Regions from separate parts of the Homo sapiens genome. Here region 2 is linked to region 1. Evidence: chromatin loops called from intact Hi-C (ENCODE). Cell type or tissue: A673. All regions are shown on one strand. Links, peaks and the distances in the headings refer to the core of each region. The heading gives the core; the rest is flanking DNA.

The links. Peaks named below come from ENCODE experiments on the same cell type or tissue, not always from the same donor. Only the 100,000 strongest peaks of a DNase experiment are listed, where the experiment ranks them.
Region 2: it touches region 1 in a loop (5-fold over the local background); 3 of 110 quality-filtered maps call a loop at or near these places.

What each region holds. Positions count from the first base shown.
Region 1 is chr2:199,975,317-199,985,684 of GRCh38, forward strand. The region is part of intron 2 of LOC124906112 (a long non-coding RNA gene); the gene reads right to left. Among named protein-coding and RNA genes, the nearest start is that of MAIP1, 25 kb to the left of the region's middle. RefSeq lists an enhancer at 4,546-5,076 and a silencer at 4,842-4,901. In A673, for the core only: a CTCF peak has its summit at 4,892 (motif pointing right); a DNase peak (open chromatin) is centred at 4,915.
Region 2 is chr2:201,171,182-201,181,549 of GRCh38, forward strand. CFLAR (CASP8 and FADD like apoptosis regulator) reads left to right here. Exons shown (of 10, transcript NM_003879.7): 10 at 1-5,506. Among named protein-coding and RNA genes, the nearest start is that of CASP10, 6.8 kb to the right of the region's middle. In A673, for the core only: a CTCF peak has its summit at 6,400 (motif pointing left); a DNase peak (open chromatin) is centred at 6,360.

The DNA.
Region 1 (10,368 bases), core at 1,408-9,407:
CATGATATGTGTCCTTATATTAAAAAATGGCTTGTAGAGCTCCAGCTCTCATATCCATATTCCATGGAGCAGAACGGAGGAAAGAAAAGAACAGGCAAGGGGTATATACATCAGCTGTCTTTTAAGATGCTTTCCCAGAAGGCACAAAAAACATTTCCACTTAATTTCATCAGCCAGGAATTAGTCATATGGTCACATGTAATTGGGAAGGTGAGGCTGAGAAATATAGTTGTTTAGCTGGGTACATTTTGTTGCCTCAAATAAAACTAGAGGTCCTAAAACTGAGGAGGAGGGGGAGAATGAATATTGGCTATAGGCTTCTAGCAATTTGCCCTAATTGGGTTACTTGAGTCATGAAGCCACACAGACCCTGCCAAATAGCTGACAGACTTGCTTTCCCCAGCTTCACTGACAGACCATGGTGGCTTCTAACTGCGGTCTGGAAATAGCCCTAAATATTGCCTAGCTATTTTTTCTTTCTTTGAGATAGGGTCTCACTCTGTCACCGAGGCTGGAGTACAGTGGTGCAATCACAGCTCACCAAGGCTCAGGTGATCTCCCAGGCTCAGGTGATCCTCCCACCTCAGCCTCCTGAGTAGCTGGGACTACAGGCACACACCACCACACCTGGCTAATTGTTTGCATTTTGTTTTGTTTTGTTTTGTAGAGATGGGATTTCACCATTTTGCCCAGGCTAATCTGTAACTCCTGGACTGAAGCAATTCACCCACCTTGGCCTCCCAAAATGCTGGGATTACAGGTGTGAGCCAACATGCCTGGCCTTGCTAAGCTAATTCTTACATAAAGTTTTTAATTTATTTTTAATTTTTGTGGGTACATAGCAGGTGAATATATGGATTACATGAGACATTTTGACACAGGCATGCAATGCATAATAATCACATCAGGGTAAATGAGGTATCAATCATCTCAAGCATTTATCCTTTGTGTTACAAATAATCCAATTATACTCCTTTAGTGTTTTCAAAATGTACAATTAAATTATTTTTTACTTTAGTCATTTTGTTGTGCTAGCAAATACTAGATCTTATTCATTCTTTCTAACTATTTTTTTTGTGCCCACCAACCATCCCCACTTTCCTATCACATCCCCACTTTCCTATCTCTGCCTTCATAGACTCTGGTAACCATCCTTCTACTCTCTATCTCCATGAGTTCAATTATTTTAATTTTTAGCTCCCACAAATAAGTGAGAACATGCAAAACTTACTTCTCTGTGCCTGGCTTATTTCACTTAACATAATGACCTCTAGTTCCATCCATCTTGTTACCAATGACAGGATCTCATTCTTTTTTATGGCTGAATAGTACTCCATTGTATATATGTACCATATTTTCTTTATCTGTTCATCTGCTGGTGGATACAGGTTGCTTCCAAATCTTGGCTATTGTGAATACTGCTGCAATAAATATGGAAGGGTAGATATCTCTTTGATATACTGATTTCCTTTCTTTTGGGTATATACCTATGGGTGGGATTGCTGGATCCTATGGTAGGATTTTTAGTTTTTTGAAAAACTTCCAAACTGTTCTCCATAGTGGTTGTACTAATATACAGTCCCACCAACAGTGTATAAGGCTTCTCTTTTCTCCACATCCTTGCTAGCATTTGTTATTGCCTGACTTTTGGATAAACGCCATTTTAACTGGGGTGAGATGGTATCTAATTGTAGTTTTGATTTGCATTTCTCTGATGATTAATGATGTTGAGCACCTTTTCATATGCCTGTTGGCCATTTGTGTGTCTTCTTTTGAGAAATGTCTATTCAGGTCTTTTGCCCATTTTTAATCAGATTATTAGTTTTTTTTTTTTCCTACAGAGTTGTTTGGGCTCCTTATATAATATATTCTGGTTATTAATTCCTTGTTAGATAGGTAGTTTGCAGACATTTTCTCCCATTCTGTGGGTTGTTCTTTGCTTTGTTGATTGTATCCTTTGCTGTGCAAAAGTTATTTAACTTGAAATGATCCCATTTGTCCATGTTTGCTTTGGTTGTCTGTGCTTGTGGGGTATTACATAAGAAATCATTGCCCAGACCAATATCCTGGAGAGCTTCCCCAATGTTTTATTGTAGTAGTTTCATAGTTTGAGGTCTTGGGTTTAAGTCTTTAGTTGATTTTGATTTGATTTTTGTATGTGGCAAGAGATAGGGGTCTGGTTTCACTCTTTTGCATATGGGTATCTCCTTTCCCAGCACCATTTATTGAAGAAATTATCATTTCTTCAATGTATGTTCGTGGCACCTTTGTCAAAAAATGAGTTCACTGTAGATGTGTGGACGTACCTCTGGGTTCTCTATTCTGTTTCACTGCTCTATGTGTCTGTTCCCGGGTAATTTAAAAAACTTAAATGAAGTAGAGCACCCAGAGAAAACTTTTTGATTTTAGAGCCATTGAAGGGTTGCTCCAAATGATAGGTCCAGATCTCTGACCCTCACATCGTGTTGTTTATACCACATACAGGTTCCTGTCTAGAGGACCCTGGATACAGTTTATCCCATCTTCAAAAGTAACCTCCTCCCCGCTTCCTTCCCTATTATAAACCTATCAGTTTATTGGACATTCTATCAAAATTTACTTGCTTAGTAAATTGCAACTCTGGCTCACTTTTATGTGAGATGTAGTCATGGTTATCCTGTGACTATTATTCTACTCTCTCACTAGTAATACCTTAGATGAGATGTAGGCAAAGAATCCTGTGGTACTTTTTACCTTCATGTAAAGAAATTCACCAAGACCAGTGCAAGAATTAGATGGTGATTTCCTTTTATGACTCATCCCCTAGCTTCTGACTTTTTAAGTGCAGAGTGGCTATGGACAAAGTTCATGGGTTTAAGAGAACACCCTGCCTGCCCTTCCCACCACCCCCATCCTGGCATTACTGGTTTTCAAAATGTGCATTGCAGTCTTACATCTGACTCAGGGCAGCTGAAATGCTTCAACAGTGCAAAATGAAACTGCTCTGTCTCCTTTCTTATGATACCACATCTGAATAATCCCCTATACTGCAGAGAAAAGAAAGACATAATGTGGTTTTATCTCAAACCAGAAGTAAGCAAATCAATAATTGACCATATTAACTAACTCAGTGCTGGGAAAGAGACTTCTTGTTATTACTCCTTAAAGCAAAACAGAAACAAAAAGTAAACAACTTTAAAACCAATGTAAAATTATACCACATTTAAAAAATCACATATTTTAGTTATAGTCAATTACTTTGAGACATTTTTTTTTCCTGAGGGAATACACCAAGAAGTAGCCTCGTCCAAAGGAAGCCATTCTTTGGGGCCTTATTGGAATTTTATTTGACTCTCTCCCTCCCTCCCACTACTCTAATTTCCTATTCTTTCTGTTCCTCAGTCATATCAAAGTTGCCCTTCCCCTGACACTTTTGCAGGAACTGCTCCCTCTGCCAGCTGTGCTCTTTGCTCAGATCTTCAATGGCTGATCACTTTCTGACAGTCAGGTTATAGTTTAAATGCCACCTCCTCTAAGAAGGCTTTCCTGACCATTCCATCCAAAGCAACCACATCCATTACTCTCTCCTGCCACCCTGTTTTATTTTACTACAGCATTTATTATCATCTAATAGTTCATTTTTTATTTTTTATTGTCTGCACCTTCTCCTCAATTAGAGTTTCAATTTAGCACCTCCTTATGTCTGGCAAAATAGTCTCTACTTCACTGGTGTTCAGTTTTGGGCAGGCTTTCTCTGTCTTGGATTACTGACATTTGGGACCACACAAACCTTCACTGTGGGGAGGCTATGCTGTGCATTCTAGGATGTTTTACAATATCTCTGGCCTCTATTCATTAGATGCATTTTTGGTGGTGACAACCAAAATGTCTCCAGATACTGTCAAAGTTCCCTAGGAGACAAAATTGCATGTGGTTGAGAGGTACTGGTTTAGGCTGTTAGCTGCTGTGTAGCTGCTATGGTTGTCAGGAGACAACATTGTCTTAGAGTAGTAATAGCTATCATTTGTTGAATGCCTACAGGTATTGAGCACTGTTCTACAGGCTTAACATTTAGTATTTACTATTTAATAAAGTAATAGTAACTTTAGTAAAATAATAGTAAACATTTAGTCTTTACTATTATCCTCATTTTACAGATTGGGAAACTGAGGCACATGATTACTTGCTTAAGTTCACACCGTTAGTAAGTGGGGAAGTCCGGAATTCAAACCAGGCTCCAGAACTCTATGCTAACAGGAGTGGGCAGTGCTGTGGGATTCTCACTGCCGTGTCCCTGGTGGCAGAGACTGGACAGCAAATGGGCTCCCTACCCACTCAAACCCACACAGTTGTTTGCTCAGAGTGACCATGGGCAAGTGACGACTTTCCTCTCTGAGCCTCAGTTACCTCTGTAAATAGTAGTAACAATAATAATAAATTCCATGTAGAGTTGCTTTAGGAACTCAGTGCAATAGCCTAAGCGAAAATAGCAGGTTTCTGGCACATAGTAAGTTCTGAATTCATTTCCTCTCTCCTTCCTTTCCTCTTGGCTCCAAGCTCCAAGCACTGAAAGCAGATCCTAAAGACCTTGGTCAGACAGCGCATTGGGAAATCTAACCTTTCAGCAATCTGCGGAGCCGCCCTGCTGTTGACCAGAAGCAGGGGAAGCAGCCCCCTTAGCAATAGCCTGCCGGGTTAGCAATCTTGTTCTCCTGTGCTAATAACCAACAGCACAAGTCATCAGCACTTTCCCGTTAAGCCAAAAGGGGCTTTTAAATCTATGCTGATTAGATGCCCCTGGGCCTCGCTGACAAGTAGTCTTCCTTTCTCCATTTCTTGATGTGAGTCAGTGAATTAATTGCCTGACCTATTGTTTTCTAACACGGCAAATTAAATGAATTTTCGGGTGAATAGCCCAAGCCTTTTGGCCTGCAGGGGGCGTCCTTTGCAAACATAAATCTGTTGGTGCTCAGGCTAGCTGGTAGAGCCCCATCAAAAATTGGATGCCTTTGAAAAGTTTGCTTAGAGCAGGGGTTCTAAATTTGGTGCGCACAAATCTCCATGGATAAAATTCTGTGAACTTGGATGGGAAAAACGCTATATGTTTATTTTCACTAAGCTCCAACTGAAATTTAGCATTTTCTTCAATTATGAATATAGGCAACAAATTACAGATATTTACAGATTCCACTACGGTTGTTGCAGATATCTTGAAATACCATTTACATCTCATGACTTCAAAATTACAGTAGCTATAGGACTACTGCTGGATCTTGTCATTTAATGTATTAATAAAAAAGCACATACAGAATTATATCACAAATTTGTTTTTGTTGTTGATATTTTAATAACTGTCTTTTGATATCATTGGTTTGCCTTGTAATCTTATGTATTTAGTTTTATTAAGTTTAAGACATTATTTTGAGAAGGAGCCCATGGATTTCCCCAGACTGGCAAAAGGGCTCATGGTACCAAAAAAAAAAAAAAAATTAACACCTGGCTGAGAGGCCAATAGGACTGGAGAAAAGAAGTCAGTCTTAAAGGGAATCTTTGTGCTCAATAATTTTAGTCATGACTCAATTCTTGCCCTTCCATCTTTTCCAGTGACATAAACATGTCCCACACTTATATTAAAACTATTAACCCCTCGTAGACTTTGGCTTAGACAAAGACTTCACAACCAAGAGCCCAAAAGCAAATGTAACAAAAACAAAGATAAGTGGAACTTAATTAAGCAAAAAGCCTTCCGCACAGCAAAATAAATAATCAGCAGAGTTCACAGACAACCCACAGAGTGGGAGAAAATACTCACAATCTATATATCTGACAAAGGACTAGTATCCAGAATCTACAAATAATTCAAACAAATCAGCAAGTAAAAAGCCAAACAATCCCATCAAAAAGTGGGATAAAGACATAAATAGACAATTCTCAAAAGAAGATACACAAATGGCTGGCAAGCATATGGAAAAATGCTCAACATCACTAATTATCAGGGAAATGTAAATTGAAACTACAATGTGATACCACTTTACTTCTGCAAGAATGGCCATAATTAAAAAATAATAGATGTTAGCATGGATGTGGTGAAAAGGGAACAGTTTTACACTGTTGGTGGGATTGTAAACTAGTACAACCACCATGGAAAACAGTGTGGAGATTCTGTGAAGAACTAAAAGTGGATCTACCGTTTAATTCAGCAATCCCACTACTAGGTATCTACCCAGAGGAAAATAAGTCATTATATAAAAAGATACTTGCACACACGTTTACAGCAGTACAATTTGCAATTGCAAAATATGGAACCAGCCCAAGTGCCCATCAATCAACGAGTACATAAAGACACTCTGGTATATACCAGAGTGTCTTTATGTACTCGTTGATATATATATATGTACATATATATATATATACACACACACATATATATCAACGAGTAAATATCAACACATATATATATGATGGAATACTACTCAGCCATAAAAAGGAATGAAATAATGGCATTTGCAGCAACCTGGATGGAACTGGAGACTAATATTCTAAGTGAAGTAACTCAGGAATGGAAAACCAAACATCGTTATGTTCTCACTCATATGTGGGAGCTAAGCTATGAGGACTCAAAGGCATAAGAATGATACCTTGGACTTCGGGGACTCTGGGGAAAGGATGAGGGATGGTGAAGAATAAAAGACTACACACTGGATACAGTGTACACTGCTGGGGTGATGGGTGCACCAAAAGCTCAGAAATCACCACTAAAGAATTTATTCATGGAACCAAATACTCCCTGTTCCCCCCAAACCTACTGAAATCAAAAAATAAAAAATTTTCAAAAGCTATTAGCCATGATGCTTGGCAGTGTGCAATTTACAACATCAGGGTAGAATTTTGGTGTATTCAGAATTATGTTGACTGACTAAATTTTAGCACATCCAGGATGCCTGTCATCCTGGCCTTGGGAAGGAGAGGCCCAGCGTTTCCAGCTGCTTTTACAATTTTTGTTATGCTTGATTGACTTCCAGGGCTCGGGAATCTTCTGAAAGCCTAGGAGTTTCTGTGCAGGCTCAGCACTGAGATTTATTGCTTTTCAGCAAGAAGGTCTAGCATTCTGAGAGTGTTCCTTCTAGAATCTACTCTTCTCCCACTCCCTCAAGAAAAACTCTGAAATATCTATAGACAGAGAGGAAGAATTGGAAACTTACACATAGTTTCTTTCTGCATATTCCTATTTCTTTTCTCTTAGGGAAGTGGGACCACCCTATGGGGACAGGACCAGACTGTGCCAGACTGCGCCAGGGTGAGGTGTCCAGGTTTCCTGACCAACCCTGCTTGCTTATCCAGGCCTTGGCATCTGAGGGCACAGGAGCCGGGCAAGCCCAGGCAAGGACTGTCCCCTTAGCCCTTTCTTCCCCCCCTCTCTCAGGCTCCTCCTTTCTCTCCGCTGGGTCTTTATGCTGCTCCCTCCTCATCTACTCCTCAGGCCTGCCTTTCCACTCCCAAATCCAACCTTTTCCTTCCATTCCCTGGAAAAACAATCATGATCCCTGCAGCAGCAATAATAACAAAACAAAAGCCACTCCCTTTATTTATTAAAAACCCCTAATGTGCAGGTAATATGTGTGGCACTTCAACTGCACCTTCTCATTAACCCCTTTAATCAGCTCTTGTGGGTTGATGGTGTCTGCCAAGATTCATGTTCACCTGGCAACTCAGAATTTGACCTTATTTGGGCCTTTGCAGAAGTAATTACTTAAGGATCAAGAAGAAATCACTGTGGAGTAGGGTGGGCCCTAAATCCAATGACTGGTGATGTTTTAAGAAGAGGATAGAGCACAGAGACACAGAGAGAAGACCATGTGAAGACAGAGGCAGAGATTGGCGTTAAGCACCCATAAGCCAAGGAGTGCCTGGAGCCTCCTTGTAACAGACAAAGAAGGATTCTTCCTTAGATCCTTTAGGGGGAACATGGCCGTGCTGATACTTTGATTTCAGACTTCCGGCCTCCAGAACTATGAGAGAAAAAGTTCCTGTTGCTTTAGAACTTTTATTGTTTTACGTTTGTGGTACTTTGTTAAGACATCCATAGGAAACCAATAGCCATGCCTCCTAGATGCACTAAAATTTAGTCAGTCAACATAATTCTGAATACACTAAAATTTTATCCAGATGTTGTAAATTGCACTGCCAAGCATCATGGCTAATAGTTTCATCAGCCAATAAGATGGGCATTATTACCCCTGTTTGTTCAATGAAGAAACCCAGACAAAATGTGTAATACCTGCAAAGATTTGCATATCCAGTGAGGGCTGTGGGATTGTAACCCTGATCTAAGTAACCCCATCTCCTTCCAATCTCCCTTCAACAGTGCTGGATTCAATTAACTGTTGACTTTGTTGATTAAAGTAATTCATATTCAAATTTGAGGAGGTATTGAATAATACCGTTGGTAGCTGTGTTGTAGAGGAGTGTAGAATTCCCTAAGACCTTCTGGCATATCTGAAGAAGGGAAGGGTTGAAATAGGAGCAGCTCTCTCTGCTGTTTCTGCTTAACAACTCTTAGAGAAAATTAGCAGGAATCTGCATCATACCAGTCCCATTCCCTGGGAAGGTTTGCTCTCCTCCCTTCACTTTCATTCCTCTCCAGGCTAATTTAGGGGGTTCTACAGATGTTCAAAATGATGAATTAAGATCATTCTCTGAGGCAGGCTTCTTGTCATTGCCATAAGCCATCAATTTCCCAGCAGATTATATTAGGAACATTTTTATAAGCCCAAAATGGCATTATAAAAGTGTGGTAAAGTTATTTGTTGGTGGAGAACAGAGAGGACTTGCTTTTGCCCAGGAGGACTTTCTTCCCCCGCTGCATAGGAACATTTCGAAGAAAACAGGTGTCCATCCTTATAAAATCACTCCATTCCTGTGGCTCTTGCAGGTACTGCCATATTCCACATGCCCGTTCCCTCACGTGGTGTGTAGGTCCTGGGGATGTTAAACACTTATGGACCTCAAATGGCATCAGCATGGTGCGTGGATGGCCTGTGACTTGCTATCATGAGTCTGTCAGGGATGCAATGATGTCAGCTCACTTGGCTGAGGGGCTGGCAGTTTAACAATGTCCCTATCCTTGGCTTGTCAAGAGTTATAAGCTTACACAGTGATAGGAAAGTTTTTATTTAAAAAACAGAATTTCTAACACAAGATCAATTTTTGTCTTGGCAGTCCTGATACTGTCACTTTAGGTAAAAATCACAAGTTCAAATCCCAGCTCAGTTCTCACCAGGTGGGTGTCCTCAGGCAAGGTCTTCAGCTTCCCTGGGCTCTGGGCCTTTCCACTGTGACAATACTAACCCATTTCAAAGGCTGGTGTTAGACTGAAACTATTAAAGTCAAGCAGAAAATAAAAATGGGAAAAAGCAAAGCAATAAAAAGGGTGTGTTATCCCTCACCCCCACACTCCCGTTTAATGTTAAGGGAGTCTGAATATACTCAGATGCGGCTATGACCAGAGAGCTACTTGCCAACAGCAAGAAACAGATTTTCCTAAATGATTTTTTTTAAAGCTGTTAATTCCCTTTTTTTTATTTCCCATCTAATTCCTGGCAGGAGAATAGACAGCGGGGAATAAAAACCTCTGTTGAGTTGGCAATTTTAGTACTCATATACAAGACTGTTTTATCATCAATCCTCTGAGGTCAGGGGGTCTATAAAGACATAAAGGGAGTCTTTCTTTCTAGTTGTGTTTGAGCCAGGACACTTGGGCTCTTTCCTAGTGTCTTACAGAACCAGCTTTTTACTTCTGCTGGTCCAGCCTCCTTACTTAACAGCCAGAGAAATGGAGGCCAGAGGGTTTCATAGCCCTTCAGGCTTTGTTTTCCTCATCTGTAAAATGGGGATGATGGTTCCTACCTTAGAGGATTGTTCTATATTTTAAGGGAGTAGAGCCATACCTGGCATATGATAAGCCCAATGTAAGTGAGAGGCAGCAAAGCTTGATAATAAAGAGATAATCTCTATATCAGATGGTCGGGCCCACTTCCTGGACTGCCCCTTACTATTAGTGACCTTGGATGAGTTACTTAACAGTCCTGCTCCTTGTAGAGTTGTCACAAGGATTAAATTAGTTAACATACATAAAACACTTAGTGTCTGTCACATCGTTAAGTGCTATACTGGAATTAATTCTTACTATGGTTATTTTGAAAGACATTATGTGGTTTCTATAGAATTGTCCAGTTAATTAGTGGAGAGGGCCACAAATAGAATAAAAAAAAATTGGGGTCTTGTGTGTATTCTATACCAAACCAACGTACCTAGTTATATACATAAGCGCCAGGTTCATTTCTAACTTCTTTAGGGCTACTTCTGACTCCTATGACTATGATAGAGCTA
Region 2 (10,368 bases), core at 1,483-9,482, 1.2 Mb after region 1:
ATACAAATTGGGTTCAGTGTATACTGCTCAGGTGATGGGTGCACCAGAATCTCACAAGTAACCACTTAATTACTTACGCATGTAACCAGATACCACCTGTTCCCCAAACACCTATGGAAATAATTTTGTTTTTTTTTTTAAAAAAGGAATGAGATCATGTCCTTTGCAGGGACATGGATGAAGCTGGAAGCCATTATCCTCAGCAAACTAACAGAGGAGCAGGAAACCAAACACCACATGTTCTCACTTGTAAGCGGAAGCTGAACAATGAGAACACACGGACACAGGGATGAGATCAACACACACTGGGGCCTGATGCAGGGGCCGTAGCGGGGAGAGCATCAGGATAACTAGCTAATGCATGTGGGGCTTAATACCTAGGTGATAGGTTGATAGGTGCAGCAAACCACCATGGGACACGTTTACCTATGTAACAAACCCGCACATCCTGCACTTGTATCCAGAACTTAAAATATTTTAAAAATCTTTAGAGAATACAAAAAAAAAAAAAAAGATTCTTCAATGCATACACAATAAAATTGCAGTTCAGTCAAACATTGGAAGTCTTTCTCTGACTGTCTAGTTGGTATCTTCATTTTCAGCTTCTTCAAGATCCCACTCCAAACACTGTTAGCTCAGCCAAATTGAACAGCTCATATCTCCTACCTCTGGATCTTTGGTTCTGGTGATTGTATATTTCTGGACCATCTGGAACCCCAGCATATCACCCTACCCCACATCTCCACATCCCCAAAATATAACCATACTTCAAGGGCAGTTCAAATACCATCTCCTTCTATCCTCCATGAAGTCAGTTATCTCTTCCATTGGAATTATCGCCCCCTCTCCTGAACAGTACTATTTCGTGTGAATCTCCTCCAAGCCTTCTTTTCATTTTATATCTCATGCTGTAATTCTTGGAAAGTATGCTGTAGCTCAAGTGCAGAATTCTCATCAGTTTTATCTTTATATCTCTCCTAAACACTTTACCTGATGAAGAGCCTGGCATACACATAAATATATATTGAATGAATCAGTGATGGATTGAAAAGAGAAATGATGGATCTCCTAAATTTTAACTTTTATAAAATATTTTGATACATTCATGACCTTACTTTAGCAAGCAATGAACGTGATGTAAACTATTGTTGATATAGTTTTTATATTGGAAGTGTAAGTAGTTTGTGGCATGGGATTGTGACATATCCTAGGTTTCCTCATCTTCTTTTTATTGAAATGTAATTCACAAGCCATAAAATTTGCCCCTTTAAAGTAAATGATGCAGTGGATTTTAGTATATTTACAGAGTTGTGCAATCATCACCACTATCTAATTCCAGAACATTTCCATCTACCTAGAAACTCCATACCAGTGAGCTGCCACTCTAATCCTCCTCTTCCCCCAGCCTCTAGAAACAATAATCCATTTTCTGTCTCTATGATTTGCCTGTTCTAGATATTTTATAAAAATAAACATGTGGCCTTTCGTGTCTGACTTCCTTCACTTAGCATGTTTCAAGGTTCATCTATGCTATAGAGTGTACCAGTGCTTCATTACATTTTATGGCTGAATAATACCCTATTGTGTGGATATACCGCATTTAGTTTATTCATCAGTTGATCGAAATTTAGACTGTTTCCACTTTTTTGCTATTATGGATGATGCTGCTATGAATATTCGTATATGAATTTTTATATGGATATATGTTTTCAGTTCTTCTGGGCATATACCTTAGAAGTGAGAGTGCTCATCATATAGTAACTCTATGTTTAGCCTTTTGAGGAACTGCCAAACTGCTTTTCAAAGTAGTAGCATCATTTTATATTCCCACCAGCAGTGTATGAGGTTTTTTTTATTTTTTTGTTTTTGAGACGGAGTCTCACTCTGTCGCCCAGGGTGGAGTGCAGTGGCGTTATCTTGATTCACTGTAACCTCTGCCTTCTGGGTTCAAGCCATTCTCCTGCCTCAGCCTCCCTAGTAGTTGGGAGTAGCTGGGTTTACAGGAGCTCGCCACCATGCCCAACTAATTTTTGTATTGTTTTTTGAGACGGAGTCTCGCTCTGTGGCCCAGGCTGGAGTGCAGTGGTGCAATCTCAGCTCACTGCAAGCTCCGCCTCCTGGGTTCATGCCATTCTCCTGCCTCAGCCTCCCAAGTATCTGGGACTACAGCCGCCCTCCACCACGCCCGGCTAATTTTTTGTATTTTTAGTAGAGACAGGGTTTCACCGTGTTAGCCAGGATGGTCTCTATCTCCTGACCTCGTGATCCGCCTGCCTTGGCCTCCCAAAGTGCTGGGATTACAGGCGTGAGCCACCGCGCCCAGCCAATTTTTGTATTTTTAGTAAAGACAGGGTTTCACCATGTTGGCCAGGCTGGTCTCGAACTCCTGGCCTCAGGTGATCTGACTGCCTTGGCTTCCCAAAGTGCTGGCATTACAGACATTAGCTACTGTGCCTGGCCTCAAGTCCTTTCTCATTTTAAAACTGCGTTATTTTATTTTATTTTTCTGAGATGGAATCTCACTCTGTCGCCCAGGTTGGAGTGCAGTGGTGCAATCTCGGCTCACTGCAACCTCCACCTCCTGAGTTCAAGCGACTCTCCTGCCTCGGCCTCCCTAGTAACTGGGATTACAGGCACCCACCATCACGCCTGGCTAATTTTTGTATTTTTAGTAGAGACAGGGTTTCGCCATGTTGGCCAGGCTGGTCTTGAACTCCTGAACTCAGGTGATCTGCCTGCCTCGGCCTCCCAAAATGCTAGGATTACAGGCGTGAGCCACCACACCCGGTGGGTTGTCTTTTTATTGTTGAGTTGTAAGCATTCTTTTTAATATTCTGGATACTAGTTTCTTATCAGGTACAATCTTTGTGAATATATTCTCCCATTCCATGGATTGTCTTCTCACTTTCTGGATACTATACAGTACAAGTTTTAAATTTTGATGAAGTTCACTTGATTTCTGTTTTTTATGTTATTGCTTATGCTTTTGGTGTCATACCTAAAAAACCATTGTCTAAATCAATTGCCTATGAGGTGTTACCCCTATGTTTTCTTCTAAAGTTTTATGATTTTAGCTCTTTGACCCATTTTGAGTTATTTTTGTGTATGCAGTGCGAGATAAGCATCCAGCCTCATTCTTTTGCACATAAATGTTCACTTGTCTTAGCATTACTTATTGAAAATACTATTTTTTCCCTATAGAATTATTTTATACTTATCACAAATCAACTAACTATAAGGGTTTATTTCTGGACTCAATTCTGTTGCTCTATCTTATGGTAGTACCACACTGTCTTGATTATTGTAACTTCGTAGTAAGTTTTGGAATCCAGAAATGTAGTCCTCTAACTTTGTTGTTGTTGTTGTTCTTCTTTTTTCTTTTGTAGAGATGAGGCCTTGCTATGTTGCCCAGGCTGGTCTCAAACTCCTGGCCTCAAACAATCCTCCCACCTCCACCTCCCAAAGTGCTGAGGGGTGAGCCACTGCAACTGGCCTGTTCTTTTTCAAAATTGTTAGGGCTGTATTGGGTTTACCTTTCCCTAAATTTTCATATAACTGTTAGGATTCACTTGCAAATTTATGTAAAAAGGGCCTCTGGAATTTTGATAGTGATTACACTGAATGAGAGGAGTTTGGCAGGACTGGTTTCCCAAGACCACAAGACCCTGTAAGACCCTGCTGATAAGACAGGATGTGGTAGAAAGGCCAACCCAAACCAGCCAAAACCATGATGGTGACAGAAGAGACCTCTGGTTACCTTTGCTGCCCATTCTATGGTAATTATAATACATTAGCACGCTAAAAGAAACTTCTACAGCACCATGATAGTTTACAACTGCCATAGCAACTTTCAGAAGTTACCCTGTATGGTCTAAAAGGTCCAGACCTCCCCACTTCTTTCCTGGAAAACTCATGAATAAGCCACCTCTTGTTTAGCGTATAGTCAAGAAGCAACCATAAATATAGCCAGTCAGCAGCCCATCAGGGCTACTCTTCCTATGGGGTAGCCATTCTTTTATTCCTTTACTTTCTTAATGAACTTGCTTTCACTTTATTCTGTCAGCATGCTCTTGAATTCTTTCCTGAACCCACTTGACCTCTTGGGCTGAGCCTTAACCTTGGGGTACTTTTGCCTATAACAAACATACAAAGATAAGTTTGGCTGGGCGCAGTGGCTCATGCCTGTAATCCCAGGACTTTGGGAGGCTGAGGATGGTGGATCGCTTGAGCCAAGGAATTTGAGGCCACCTTGGGCAACACGGCAAAACCCTGTCTCTACTAAAAATACAAAAATTAGCTGGGTATGGTAGCATGCGCCTGTAGTACCAGCTACTCGGAAGGCTGAGGTGGGAGGATCACTTGAGCCCGGGAGGTGGAGGTTTCAGTGAGCTGAGATTGTGCCACTGTACTCCAGCCTGGGGAACAGAGTGAGACCCTGTCTCAAAATAAAAATAAATTTGAGGTGTATTGCCATCTTAACGGAAGTTGTTACTGGTGGACGGTATCCAAGTTACTGGTGGTAAATCTGCAGCAACCTCAATTCTTTCCTCCTCAGAAGAAAGAATTTGACTGAGGGGCATAAGGCAGAAGGAGGGACCGAGGCAAGTTTCAGAGCAACAGTGAAAGTTTATTACGCTTTAGGCTGGGCACAGTGGCTCATGCCTGTAATCCCAGCATTTTGGGAGGCTGAGGCAGGTGGATTACTTGAGGTCAGTAGTTCGAGACCAGCCTGGCCATCATGATGATGAAACCTCGTCTCTACTAAAAATAGAAAAATCAGCTGGGCATGGTGGTCCATGCCTCTAATCCCAGCTACTCGGGAGGCTGAGGCAGGCGAATCAGTTGAACCTGGGAGGCGGAGGTTGCAGTGAGCCAAGAAAGTTTATTAAGCTTTAGAACAGTAAGGAAAGGAAAGAAAAGAAGGAAAGTATAACTTGGAAGAGGGCCAAGCAGGTGACCTGAGAAACCAGGTGCAGGGCTTGCCCTCTTGACTTGGGGTTTTATATGCTGGCATACTTCCGGGATCTTGTGTTACTTTTCCCCACTCCTGAGATCTTTTTGAGAAGCTGATGATCAGTCTCAGGTGTTTTCTATTGCGGGGGGGGGGGGCGGGCGGGGGAGCTGCCTGTCCCTGGCACCACCTGTGACCAATTATTACTTTACAGAAACATTTAACAACCGCCTGACCATCACCTGATGGTTGCCCAACACTCTTGGTGTGTGTCGGGGGAGCCCTCTCCTGCCTTGCTCAGACCTGAATGTACCCATTGTAACAAACCCCTTCTTTGTATACTTTGATATGGTGACATTTCTTGTCACTTGCCTCATTGTGAATTTTTATAGATGTGGCTAAGTCATATGCTTCCTTCTGAAAAATTATGTCAAATACTAGCAGTTTCTCACTGTTTTTTGCCCTAGAAACAACAAACTAACCTTGAAGTGAAAGGCCTTTCTGCGTTTATCTTACCTTTTTTGAGCAGCATTAAAACTGTTTTACTCAGACCAAGTGCCGTGGCTCATGCCTGTAATCCCAGCACTTTGGGAGGTTGACGTGGGAGGATTGCTTGAGCCCAGGAGCTCGAGATCAGGCTGGGCAATGAAGTGAGAGCCAGTTTCTACAAAAACATTTTTAAAAATTTGCTGGGCATGGTGGGACATGCCTTTAGTTCCGGCTACTCTGGAGGTTGAGGTGGGAGGATCACTTGAGCCCTGGAGGTTGAGGCTGCAGTGAACTATGATCTTGCCACTGCACTCCAGCCTGTGTGACAGAGCAAGACCCTGTCTCAAGAAAATCCATATAAACATATATAGTGGTTTCTTATATACAACATTTTAAATTTATTGATATATAAAATATGTATTTTAAATTTATATACTATACAATCTGTTATATAAAATTATTTTTATAATATATTTATATAATATATTTTAAATTTAAATATATTTATAAATATATATAAATATATATTGTACACATTACTCAATTTTTCTTTTTCTTTTTTTTTTTTTTTTTGAGACAGAGTTTCACTCTTGTTGCCCAGGCTGGAGTGCAATGGCATGATCTCGGCCCACTGCAACCTCCGCCTCCCAGGTTCAAGAGATTCTCCTACCTCAGCCTCCTGGATTACAGGCGCCCACCACCATGCCCGGCTAATTTTTTTGTATTTTCAGTAGAGACAGGGTTTCATCATTTGGCCAGGCTGGTCTCAAACTCCTAACCTCAGGTGATCCGCCTGCATCAGCCTCCCAAAGTGCTGGGATTACAGGCATGAGCCACCACACCCAGCCTACATTACTCAATTTAACCACGTCCACCTAGTTCCCTAGACAAACTATTGCTAATTTAACTTTTAGGAACTACTGCCATCTTGCGGAACTTTGAGGTTTTGCCACCCCAGAATTTCCTAGCTGCTCTGTTCTTCTATTATGTGGCATAGCAAACACAAAATGGGTCACTTTTTTTCTTTGGAGATGGGATCTTTCTATGTTGCCCAGGCTGGTCTCCAACTCCTAGGCTCAAGTGATCTTCCTACCTCAGCCTCCTCAATAGCTGGTACTATAGGAGACAGCACCACACTGCCCGGGCCTGGTTGCATTTTACTTGTCTAGCTATCGTCTCTTTCCTGTTGACTATCTGGAAATCTCTGATGGGGTCTTTAACAGAAAAAGTCTACTCCTTCAGACCTTAGTTTCATGCCATATACCACATATGACAGGTCTGGGAAGGTCTGGAATGTGTGGATAAAGGCGATGGCAGTGGCTGCTGCCATCATGCTGGCTGCAGCAGGGAGGCATGGCTCTGGGTGCACACTCCACGGAGCTGGTGGGTGCCCCCCACCTTCTGAGTTGGAGCGGGAGCTCCTCGGGTGCTGCTGCAGCTGCCCAAACCCAGCCACCCAGACTGCGGCTGTGGATCTGAGCCCCCCTGTGCTCTTGGAGGAGGGCTGGGAGCAGGCAGGATCTGCCTTCCTGGGTGCAGAGACCAGCTTGGTCACGGACACCCTAACCCAGTGGTGCTAGAGGAATTAGACACACATACAGAAATATAGAGTGTGGAGTGGGAAATCAGGGGGCTGACAGCCTTTAGAGCTGACAGCTCCGAACAGAGAGTTACCCACATATTTATTGACATCAAGCCAGTGATAAGCATTGTTTCTATAGATTATAGATTAATTAAAAGTATCCCTTATGGGAAACAAAGGGATGGGCCGAAACAAAGGGATGGGTTCTGGCTAGTTATCTGCAGCAGGAACATATCCTTAAGGCACATATCACTCATGCTATTGTTTGTGGTTTAGGAATGCCTTTTTGCAGTTTTCCGCCCTGGGTGGGCCAGGTGTTCCTTGCCCTCATTCCGGTAAAACAACAGCCTTCAGCGTGGCCATCATGGCCATCAAGAACATGTCACAGTGCTGCAGAGATTTTGTTTATGGCCAGTTTTCGGGTCAGTTTATGGCCAGATTTGGGGGACTGTTCCCAACACCAGGGTGTGGCTGCAGCCACCCTCCTAGGTGCAGGACCTGGGCATCTCTGCAGCCTGCACCCTGGGGGCCCCAGGAAGGACCCCCTCCCACCCCATCCCGCAGGCTTGGGGGTGTCTGCTCCCGCTGCCTGGCCTCTCTTCACTCCTGGCACCTTCTCCAATCTTGAAGTGGGGTTGGGGCCAAGTCCTGGGGCCTTGAATGGCAATGGGAGGCAGAAGGGGGCAGGTCCCCAGTAAGGTCCTCCTTCAGGCCAGGGAGGGCTGAAGGCTGGGGGTGGGGCTGCCAGTCCTGTGGATTGTAGTAGGGACTCATGGTGCCTCTTCTGGGTGCCCGTGGACAAATTGGCAGCCACTTCCTCCTCTCTGAGGTCCATAAAAGCCCTGGGCTCAGCCAGAGCAGGGCAGAGGATGGCCAGAGGACAAAGAGGGCAGAGAGGTGGTGGGATGACCAGCTGCAGAGAGGAGTACTCTCTGCTGATAGCTGGAGACAATGGGATGGCTGGCTGCAGAGAAGAGCTACCTTCTCCACTGAGAGCTGCAGAGACAACCTGCCAGCAGAGAGAAGCCACCCTTTCCAGGGCCTCCTCTCCACTGAGAACTGAGCACTGGACAGATGACCTGCCTACAGAGAGGAGCTACCCACTGTGGGCCTCCTCTGAGCTGTTCTAGCACTAAATAAAGCTCTTCTTCATCTTGTTCACCCTTCACTTGTCTGTGTACCTCATTCTTCCTGGACGCAGGCCAGAACTCGGGCAAAGGTGCTGCAGTCAGAGAGGTTTCCAGCCAGAAAATTGATACCCCAAAGATCCCGTAACAAAGGTATGGAGCAAAGTGGGGGTAAGGAGGTCTTGGAGGTTGGGGGTGTCAAATCTAGAAGACTTGCTACTTCAAGACCTTCTGAGGACCCTCATAGGTTGGGGTGGAGGTTTCAGTGCTCTGAGCTCTTCTCTAGCCAGTATATCCCTTCCTCCTCCCCCATGGCTTATGCCAATCCTTTAGGAGTCATTACTCTTTTTTTTTGGATGGAGTTTCGCTCTTGTTATGCAGGCTGCAGTGCAATGGCATGATCTCGGCTCACTGCAACCTCTGCCTCTCGGGTTCAAGTGATTCTCCTGCCTCAGCCTCCTGAGTATCTGGGATTACAGGCATGTGCCACCATGCCCGGCTAATTTTGTATTTTTAGTAGAGATGGGGTTTCTCCATGTTGGTCAGGCTGGTCTCAAACTCCCGACCTCAGGTGATTCACCCACCTCGGCCTCACAAAGTGCTGAGATGACAGGTGTGAGCCACCGTGCCCAGCCAGGAGTCATTACCCTTTAGTCTACCCAGACAGAGGGTGGGGAACTTGGACCACAGATTGTATGTCAAGGAAAGCCAACCACTGCTACCACTACCCCCTACTAATGTGGAACTAAAGCAGTAGTTGACATCCACCTCTACAAAAGGCCATGAAGGTTTTGATTGGCCCTTCACGTGCACTCAGTAGACTGCAACCAATCAGGAAAGAGATTGTAAGACGTGTTTATTCTACCACCATCAACATGCCCTCAGTAACTGTGTGTAGGAGGAAGTAGAAAATGCTGAGTACAAATATCTGCACTGCACGCCATCTCCCCTCTGTAACCTGATTCAAATGTTTCCCTGGAGCAGTAGGATAAAAGTTACAGTTTTACTTCCTGGGTCTTTATTCTACCTTTACCTTCCAGACCTAGATCAAATACTTCCTCCTCCAAGGAATGTCTGACTGATTGTCCCTTCTTAAAGCCCCTGTGGCACCAAAGTGAAGCCTCACTGTGGCATCACCACCCCCTGCCCGCAGTTACAGATGCTACACGATGTCATACTGAGATTCGGGCAATGGTAGCCCGGGGATCAAGAGCAAGGGGTTCGGAGTCAGAGAGACCCACGTTTGAGCCCTGAATTCTTGCTCATAGCTTTGGGATGGTGGCAAGATTCCTTGCCTCTCTGAATCTGGGTTTCCTCATCTATTGAATGTGGATAATAATGCCAGCTAAGGCTGGGAGTTGTTATGAGTTCATCAGAGAAGTTTAGAAATGGTAGTACCGGTCGCCATAGTTACTATGGAAAGCAGGTCACTTTGCTTTCCAATTGTGCCCAATTCAGGGCTTTGAATTGCCTGCTAAATATTTAATATTATTGAATCAAAGTTGAAAGAGTTAATATACTTTATGAACAGAGTGAGAGAAAGTGATAGTTTCAATAAGTTGCCTCCCTAAATGGCCCAATAAATTTAATATTTATAATAAAACAACTAAATAGAAGACCAAGACTTACGGCTTGTCTTTCTTCCTTTTTAAGTTATTTTCCAGAAAATAATATTTATATTTTAAGTTAAAGTAACTGCAAATTGGAAACCACAGGGGGAGCCCCAGGCTGGGACAAATAATGACTAGCCTGGTCCCAACAGAACAGGCAAAGAAGGTGGTCCCTACACTCTTTATGGTCAGTTGGGGCCCCCTCCTCACTCTGCTGCAGCATTCTAGGGTCAGGGCCCCACCTTCCCTGGAACTGGGGTAGTGAGTAACCCAGCCTGCTGTGCTCCGGCCCCCCTTTCCCAAGAAGGTTTTTTTTTTTTTTTTTTTTGAGAGAGTCTTTCTCTGTCGCCCAGGCTGGAGTGCAATGGCACGATTTTGGCTCACTGCAACCTCTGCCTCCCGGGTTCAAGCGATTCTCCAGCCTCAGCCTCCTAGTAGCTGGGATTACAGGCATGTGCCACCAAGCCTGGCGAATTTTATGTTTTTAGTTGAGATGTGGTTTCACCATGATGGCCAGGCTGGTCTTGAACTCCTGACCTCAAGCAATCTGCCCACCTCAGCCTCCCAAAGTGCTGGGATTACAGGTGTGAGCCACTGTGCCTGGCCAGG